Linked DNA regions of Homo sapiens: region 1 is linked to region 2. Evidence: chromatin loops called from intact Hi-C (ENCODE). Cell type or tissue: dorsolateral prefrontal cortex. All regions are shown on one strand. Links, peaks and the distances in the headings refer to the core of each region. The heading gives the core; the rest is flanking DNA. Region 1 overlaps SYT16 (synaptotagmin 16). Region 2 overlaps SYT16 (synaptotagmin 16).

The links. Hi-C counts contacts between places; a loop is a spot of excess contacts. Peaks named below come from ENCODE experiments on the same cell type or tissue, not always from the same donor. Only the 100,000 strongest peaks of a DNase experiment are listed, where the experiment ranks them.
Region 1: a loop joins it to region 2, with 10 times the contacts of the local background. A loop is called at or near these places in 1 of 110 quality-filtered maps.

What each region holds. Positions count from the first base shown.
Region 1 is chr14:62,074,336-62,078,737 of GRCh38, reverse strand. It overlaps SYT16 (synaptotagmin 16), which reads right to left. Exons shown (of 8, transcript NM_001367656.1): 5 at 3,347-3,603. Among named protein-coding and RNA genes, the nearest start is that of LINC00644, 63 kb to the left of the region's middle. In dorsolateral prefrontal cortex, for the core only: no CTCF peak of the experiment used is centred there; no DNase peak of the experiment used is centred there.
Region 2 is chr14:62,004,286-62,008,687 of GRCh38, reverse strand. All of the region lies in intron 3 of SYT16 (synaptotagmin 16), which reads right to left. Among named protein-coding and RNA genes, the nearest start is that of LINC00644, 130 kb to the left of the region's middle. In dorsolateral prefrontal cortex, for the core only: no CTCF peak of the experiment used is centred there; no DNase peak of the experiment used is centred there; H3K27ac peaks cover 860 bases.

The sequences.
Region 1 (4,402 bases), core at 166-4,165, 70 kb before region 2:
ACTTTTTGCCCCGTAGTCAGTTGTCCTATCAGTTCATACAGCTTCTTGGAGTGTGATCACACAAGATCAGGCAATTAGCCATACTGAGTGGTGGCCAATTCAACTGTGTATTCTCACACTTGACCTCCCTTCTTCCCTGCCTTACTTCCCTTGTCTCGCACTTTTGTTCCCTGGGGTTGCACTCCCAAAGCAGGGAACAAAGCCTTTACGTAGGCTCTGCTTTTTTGAGGAACCCAACTAAGAAACATTATCTTTTTGAATATTTACATCAATGCAATGAGGTAGGTATTTTAATATCTTCATTTTATGGAGGACGAAACTCAAGCTTAGAAAGACTAAATAACTAACACGCTCTCTCCCCCCAAGCCCAGATCAAATTCCCAGACAAGATTATCCAGGACTCATGCCCTGGCAGTTTGAGTCCCAGGCCTGCCTTAACTCGTATCCAATACTCAAAATTTCAAACCTTATTTTGAAACATACAGTCTCCTTTCTTCTTCCCCAAACCTTTAGGCATAACTATTTCTACATATAGACATATGTGTGTGTGTGTGTGTGTGTGTGTTTATATATATATATATAGAGAGAGAGAGAGAGAGCGAGAGAGCACTAGAGAGAGAGAGAGAGAGAGCAAGCGCACAAGATGAAGGGGGAGAAGACGGAAGGTGGGGGTTGGAATCACACTCTCTGTGGTTTTCACATCCTTTGAGGCCCCTGCTCTTAATGTTAGTTAATAGCTCTTAGTTTTGTCAACTTCAATGCCAAGGTAAAAATATTTTAGTGAATGAGGAGCTCTCTCCACTTATGTATCAGGCTGTCTCTTCGGATAAATGCTCACTCCACCTGCAGGTTTCTAAGAGAGTCCTGGGTAGAGCTCCTGACTGTCCTAAGAACTCCTCTGAATAAACAGATCCTGCCAATGGCTGGGCTTTGGATAGGCCAATTCAAGCTGTGGCCCATGAAAACTGGGCTTTGTAGCCCCTCCCTGGGTTGATTTGAGAAAAAGATTTGTGAATGCTGGTATTTTCATAGCAATTAATTATTTCAACACACTTTACCTCTCACCAGGCAACTGAAGGAGCTCCTCACTTGGGTACTGTTAATACCACTAATCCATCTGACCTTCCTGCAAGGTAAAAATCTCTTCATTCTTATCCCCATTTGGCAGATTTTAATTAACTTCTCAAGGCCAACCAATTAATCAGTGGAAAGCAGAGATGAAAAGTGGGACACCTGTCTCCCTGTGTGCTCAAAATCACCAGCCACACTCCCATTGTCTTTCCTGCCAAGCCCTGGGTCTGCAGGAAAAAGCCAAAGGCCTTCGCCAGCAGAGAAGAGCAGAGCTCGAAAATCCATCAGCCTAACAGGTAGTCACACTGCACGACCAGTTTCCTGCTGAGACAAAATAAATGATTCCTTGAGCTCCAATATCCTGGGCTTTTCCTTAAGATGAGAATACTTGTGTCAAATTGTCAAAACCCAGGTAGGTTTAAAGATTTTCTGTCAAATTGAAAGCCTTTCTGTTTTAGTAAGATAGTGTTGATGTCATCTGTGTGGCCTAAAGTAAACAGGCCTACAATATGTTCCTGATGCCAGATACACAGGGGAAGACAGAGTTCTCAATACAGCTAAGAGGCAAATAAATCATTTCTTAAAAGGCAAGCTAAGCCTGCAAAGCAGGCAGTTACGGGAACTGCCTCCGAGTTGGATTTGAGGTTCTACTGTAGGAGCACCAAATTACAGTTTTTTCTCAAAATAGATAGGAGGTTGAATGGAGCACACAGAGATGTCTGGGTATTTTTGGAGTCTGAGAACATTTAGTACCCTCAATACCGAGTCTTCTATTAAAGCTCCAGCAGGCAGGTAAATGGGAGGTGACCTGGAGAAGTCACTTCCAAGCCTCATGGCACAATCACCAAGGAGACAGAGTATCAATAGGCAGGCAAATCATTTGGTCTGTTTTGTTTTTGGGAGAGAGATTCAAAATATTTTTTAAGAGTTAGTGTGTGGGATTTGATACGGCTTGGTAGTAAACTAACGGGTAAGCAGAGTTTTTTCTTTTTTTAAACAAAATGTATAAAGTTAATGGCTTTGGGTGCCTCCATATGAAGGGCTGCTTTTTAACAAGCCACAAACCACATATGTGAGCTACCATTTCTGGTCCTCAGCAGAGACATCTACACAGGGGCACAGATGTGTATGCATACCCCTCCTTAGATACTACCTACACACGCCAACATGTTAGCAGTTAAGGCTTGGAAACAGGGTTTTCTGTGATTCCTTTTTTTTTTTTTACCTTGAGCATTTAGCGTGTGTGACACTCCAAGTCCTAATAAGAGATGCATCCTGTTTATTTTCTCAAATGGATGCTAATAAAATCCATTCACCTCTCTCCTTCTTCCCCCATCCCTGCAAATTATATTAAAGGTTTATATATGTATATGACTTATTTCATCAAAATTAATTTCAAATTAGGTATTAAACACCATTCCTTAATGCCTTCCAATGTCACAGAATCATGATAGGAGGGATCTATCTAATGGAAAAATAACCGTAAGGGCCAGTAAAAGGAAACAATTTGGTAAAATCCTTATCACAGTGCCTGGCATATATTAACTGCTCAATAAATGGTAGCTACTACCATCATCACCTCCAGCCATATCTCTGGATTGATTGTTACATTTATTCTGGACTAAGCTTTACTTGAAAAAGAACTTTGGAAGAAGTATCTTTTATCAGAGATTTACTACAAAACCAATGTCAATGGCCAGAGGGGCATTACTGATTAATGCTGTCTCCTAGGCACAAAATATATTTTGTATATATTCACAGTGCAAGATCTGCATCATTACACCTTGTATAATTTCACTTGGAAGGCCATTTCATTTTAGTTCAATTTTCAAATAATTTTCATATCAAATAATCGTAACTTGAGATTTGGGCTAAATAAAAATAGACTCCACTTAATTGAAACCATGAAGTAAATAAACCAGTCCCTCTAAAGAACTGAAAATTCCATTATTTAAAATTAAGTCTATAAAAAGCCTTTATATAAAAGAAAAGCCTGGCTGTTCCTGGATCCATTCTGCCACCATTCTTATTTTTTTTTCTTTTTTTCTTTTTTTTTTTTTTTACCGTTCATCCTTTTTTTTCCATTTTGAGAGAAATTTATGACTCTTTTATTGACATGCATGGGATTTTGGTCATCTGGACAAAAATTTATTGCAGATAAAAGTAATGCTTCCTTTCTGGAATTTTTTTTTTTTTTTAGAGAGATGAGAAAGGAGAGTGGAAAGAGGGGAAGGGGAAAGGGAACCAATGAAAGAATGAAAAACAAATAACTTGCCTCTGGACTCCACATGGAGGAGCTGTCAGTGGCATAGGAATCTTCAAATCCCCGGCTATTAAAAGCTGTCTCCATCTCCAAGCTGCCCTCTGTGGATTGGCGCCTGAGGCTTTGGACCACACTGGACTCTTGGTGAGATGTGCCGTGGTGTTTGGCATCCCCTCTTTCACATGGGGACTGTGAGTGAGCAGGGATGTGGTCATCTTCACCGTAGGAGAGATTCTCAGAATAACGCCGTTGGCTGGCTCCATCCAAATCTAAATTTGCAATAAGAAAACCATTTCAAATGCATTATTTTTAACACCTTTTTACCTAGAGAAATTGAGTAATTGCAGTCACAACAATCAAGATTGCAGAAACAGAACCCATACCAATAATACCTGCAGAAACATAATTCTATCCATACAGTGAAGAAACTTGATCCATAAAATGAAAAAGAACATTATCTCATTATGTGGCGTATCAGAAGGCTTAATACTTTTTAAATATGAGTGTAGAGAATATATATTTATGTCAAAAGGATAAAATCGACACAGCATTTTGCTGGAGCTAATGACCACAAGACTTCTGCAATGGATCTAAAAGCAAAAAGAGTCATCTAATATGGAGATCGTATGGTCTCCCGACTCTACCATGCTTCCTTTCCTCTTCAGTGTTTACCACATTACCCTCTGCTCAAAAAGCTTTGGTGATCCTACCAAGTAAAAAGTTCTCTCCTTGATCCATGGTCTTGGATTGGTATGATCCGAGTTTAAATCCTGTCTCTGCCATAAGAACCCGGACAATATTCAAATTCTCTGAATCTTTGCTTCTTTATCTAAAAAATGATAAAAGCCATCAGAGGGTCACTGTGGACACATGAAATAATATTCACCTGGCAGCCAGCAAGGCCTTCCGTAAATATTAGGCTTGCTTACCTGCCTGGCCTGAACTGGCCTCATCCAACCCATCCAACCCCATTTTCCACTGCTTCCCAAGTGACCATGTCTCATTCCTCTGGTCTCACTGGTTTATGAAAATACTAGCTGTGTATTTCTGCTCACAGTGCCCCTCAAA
Region 2 (4,402 bases), core at 169-4,168:
ATTATGTTATATGTAGTTTACAGTTACATATGCTTGCAGCAAAAAAAAAAAAAAAAGAAAACAGAAACACAATGGGAATCATAATTTCCAAATTTAGATTTGTTTTACCCCAGTGAGTAGAGAAAAGAAAGAAAACAAAAAGGGCTTCTTAGGGGATTTCAATTCCCTCTGTCCTGGATGGCTTCTTTAAAATAAATCTGAATTAAATATGACAAAATGTTAAGATCTGGCAAAGTGGCAATCTGTGACTCTTTGTTATATTACTCTATATTTTTCTGTTTTAAAAATGTTTCATAAACTTACAAACTAGGAAATGTAAAGAGCACTAAGAACTCCATTAGCAATGACCTAGACCAGCCCTTAGCATAATTAACATGAGTTCAAAGGGAAGAGGAACTTATAATCACATTTTAGAAACTCCTCCCACTGTAAGGCTCCTTTTCAGAAACAAGACTCGCTCTCCTCAGGGGCAGATATGGGAAGAGGGTACCAGCGAAGAAAGAAAGGAGATTTACCGAAGAAAAAAGAATGGAAGAGGGAAGAAGAGGATAATATCTCCATATTTTTATAAATAAATAAATAAACAACACACAAACACACAGGTAAGAATATTCCTCAGGAAGAAGAAATAAGATACATGAAAAAAGACCTTATTGATTTTGTAGTTCCTGTCTAGCTCTGGCTTCTTCCCCTTTTGGCTGGGTAATTGAAAAAAAGATATCCCTCCTCTTACTTTTTATAGGGCAAGGAAAACTTCTGAGCTTTTTTAAAAAAAAATTATCAAGTGATTCCACTAATAAAGAAAATTTTTTTTATTCCTTGAGAATTGTTAAAATGGGATTTAAGCTTATCTGGAGGATAACTTGCCTCTAATTCCTCTAATCCATTCCTAATTATGTTAAGAATAGAAAAAAAAAGGACTTAATTTTCTTATTTTGAATCTGTCCTTCAAAATGTTCCAGTATTCTATCATAACAACATCCAGAAGTCAAAGTAAGGATTGAATTGTCTGATCATTTGTATCTTACATATTCTAACTTCTGTCCACATAGGATTTTGTTATATGCCTGAAATTTCCTCCAAAAATGACACAAAACTGCAAAATACGTAACAATGGGAATAATCATCTTCTCAACTTAAACGTTAAGGCTTTGAAAACTGTATGTCAGCTGCTAACATGTTCATTAATATCTACCCTTGCTAAAACATGCAAATCAAAATATCAAGAAAATTAACTGTATAAAGCTTTTAGAAAACAGATTCTGAATCAGCCACAGAATATTAAACCTTTTTCCCTGGACACTTCTGCATAACCAAGGAACATGATGGCAAATACTATCAAATGAAGGACTAACAAATGAAGATAAATTTAACTAGGTGTAGGCTTACTTTCAAGAAAGCACTTATGCAATGGAAAAGCAAAGTTCCAGTATTGCAAAGGAAGGAAAGGTGGAATGCAACATTTGACATGCAGTAGTATATCCTGTAGAAAAGATAAGGCCTCTGTGATTTGTGGATCAGCTATATTATCTGATACCATTTAGTCTCAATTGCCACAAGCAATCCCAATAATACTGACAGAAGAAAATACCTTCAATCTGCAAAGGGTTGAAATCAATCAACAACTAAGAACACTGTAGGATTTTCCCTTCCATGTTACATTAGCATAGCAGAGTAATCTGGTTGAAAAGTCAAATATCACCATGATTTCAAAGCCTGTTGTTCTATATTTTAAGTACGTTCCGAGATTGTTTCTAAAGTTCTATATGCCAATGTGCTTGGAACACATTAATTCCATTAGCAGGCTATTTCAGGAAATAGTGAGCATATTTCTTGGAAACAAATATATGTGGTTAAAAAACAGCTTCAAAAAAAGCATGAGGTAAAAAACTGAAAACAATGATTTTTAAATGCAATTAGAACTCCTTCCCATCACATATCAAAGGTGTCATAGCTGCTTCTCTACTGAGAAGGTGGTGTTTTGGATTTGAGTCTTTAAACCAAAAAGCCTATCTTGGGATGACACTATAAGTAGTCTCTCTGCCTCTTAATCATCGGCAACTGCTAAATGAAGTGTATCTATTTTCTCTGTTACATTACTATTGGCAACCAGGTCCTTAGTAAGTGCCCAGAAATGTTTCCATGGTTACAAAAAGCGTTCAGCATCCCTCTTGTTTTGGGCCAATTTAGCTTAAAATCTATTGTGGAGAAAAATATGGCACATTAAGAAACATAAAATCAAGATACAACATTATGAAAAGAATTCAAGGTTAAATGGGAAAAGCGAGCTTGACAAGGCTTTTTAAGACGTGCACATAAATCACCGATTAAAATGCTGCTTTTCCCTAGCGTATTTCCTAATACTGCTCTTCAACAGACTGCAAAGCAGCCCATGTACTATGGCTTACATCACCCCATAGTATAAAGGAACAAATGAGTGCATGAGGAGTCTTCCAGACTGTTAACCCATCAGTAAAATCAAAAACAAAAACAAAACAAAACAAAAAACAGCTGTTTTAACACCCATACAGCTGAGAGTCCAATCACATATCCTAGTTTTATAGGGCCCTCAGGGTATTTAAATATTTTGAAGAAAGAGAAATAAGAGCTTTTGTTCAATGGCTAAAAGGCATTTGAAGTAAATTAGTGGGCTCTATCACATCAGTGAGAGAGAGAAATGGAAGTTCCCTAGAGGCAACTTAGGCAACCTCCTCCATCTATAAAGCTGTGAGTGAATTGGGCTGAGGCTGCCTCATTCTAAGCCCATGGTGCATTCCCAATTCCCACTGCCACCACAGAGCCAGGGCATTAAAAACATTTTTGCATCCTCTGGAACAAATAAACAAGTGATATAGGCTTCTGCACAGTCTGAAGGAGAGGCCTGTGGCTTATACTTGTGTATACTTGTCTGTTCCCCACAATGTTTTGTACGTGGTAGGTGTTCAATACATATTTGATTGGTTAAAAGGGGCCATAGTATAACACCTCTCTTTATAGAGAAATGTTCCTCCTCATATCTACTTACACACCCACACCACTCTTTATCATTTTCTACTGCTCTTATTTTGCCTGTGAAATGGAAAGAAGTGGGTGGAATTCAAAGTCATAATGCTGTTTAAGGACTAATGTGAAAACTTCCAGGAAGCTAAAGGGAGCATACTTTTCCCTCTTCTTCCCTCTAAGTACCACCCTAAACCCTAGACATTGTCTATAAAACAGAGATCAGAAGACTGAGAAGTACAGAGAAGAAGGCAGAATGGATAGGAACCTTGGGACTCAAGGAACAACACAGTCGTGAGTTCCCTGGGCTCTTTTACCTCATATATCCCAGACCTGAAGCTGAAGAAGCTGGCAACACAAAAATGTCAATGTACACCGACCAAAACAAAAGTCTCAATAAAGGCTTGCTCTTTCTTCCCAAAGGACTAGGAAAAGGGCAGCCTAGTAAGCCAGAAAATGTTTAGATAGGACCTGCTCTACTCCAGCCAAACAGCACAGAAAAAAATTGTGTCCTCATCTTCACCCATGACAAGGCCACATAGGGAACCTAGACTTCCATCCTCACCAATCTGTAATGAGGCAACCCAATACTCTCACAAGGCATGCCAGACAAGGCCAAGCTAGGAACTGGAACTTCTATCCCTGATGCCAGAGGTGAGTATCCCCCACCCACACAGTGTTCACTGGAGACCATCTGGGAAGCCTCATCTACCACCCCTGCCTGGAAGTCATGAGGCACACCTCCCCCTCCCCATTTAGGTGATGTCAAGGGAGGTCTAGTAGAGACCCAAGACTTTCACCACAACCCAGTGGTAATGAGGCCACCCACACCGCAGGGTCAGTGGAAACCACATGAGGAGATGGAACTCCCATCTTAACTCAGCATTAATGAAGAGCACCTCTTCAAGGGTCAAAGATGCCAAGAGGGGAACCTCGTCTTCTGCCTCCACAGTAATGAGGTGGTATCCCATTGCATGCCAGAACCATGTCACAGACTCTTCATGGCACGTCTTTTTGGTGGAACAATGACAAAATAATGACAATTATTTCTCTTTATATGTTCATATTCTCTTAGGTTCCTTCTTACAAGCTACTATAATAGTTCTCCAATATTCTCCCCTCCAATTTAGCCTCCAAACTGATGCTAAAGTTATCCTTCTATATCAGAGTTCTGTGGGTGCTACCCTTGATTAAGATCTTTCTAAGATTCCCAACTGTTTACAGGATTATACGGTTTCCCTCTGTGTCCCCACTCAAACCTCATCTTGAATTGTAATCCCCATGTGTGGAGGGAGGGACAAGGTGGGAGGTGATTGGATCATGCAGGCAGTTTCCCCCATGCTGTTCTCATGATAATGAGGGAGTACTCATGAGATCTGAGGGTTTAAAAGTGACGCTTCCC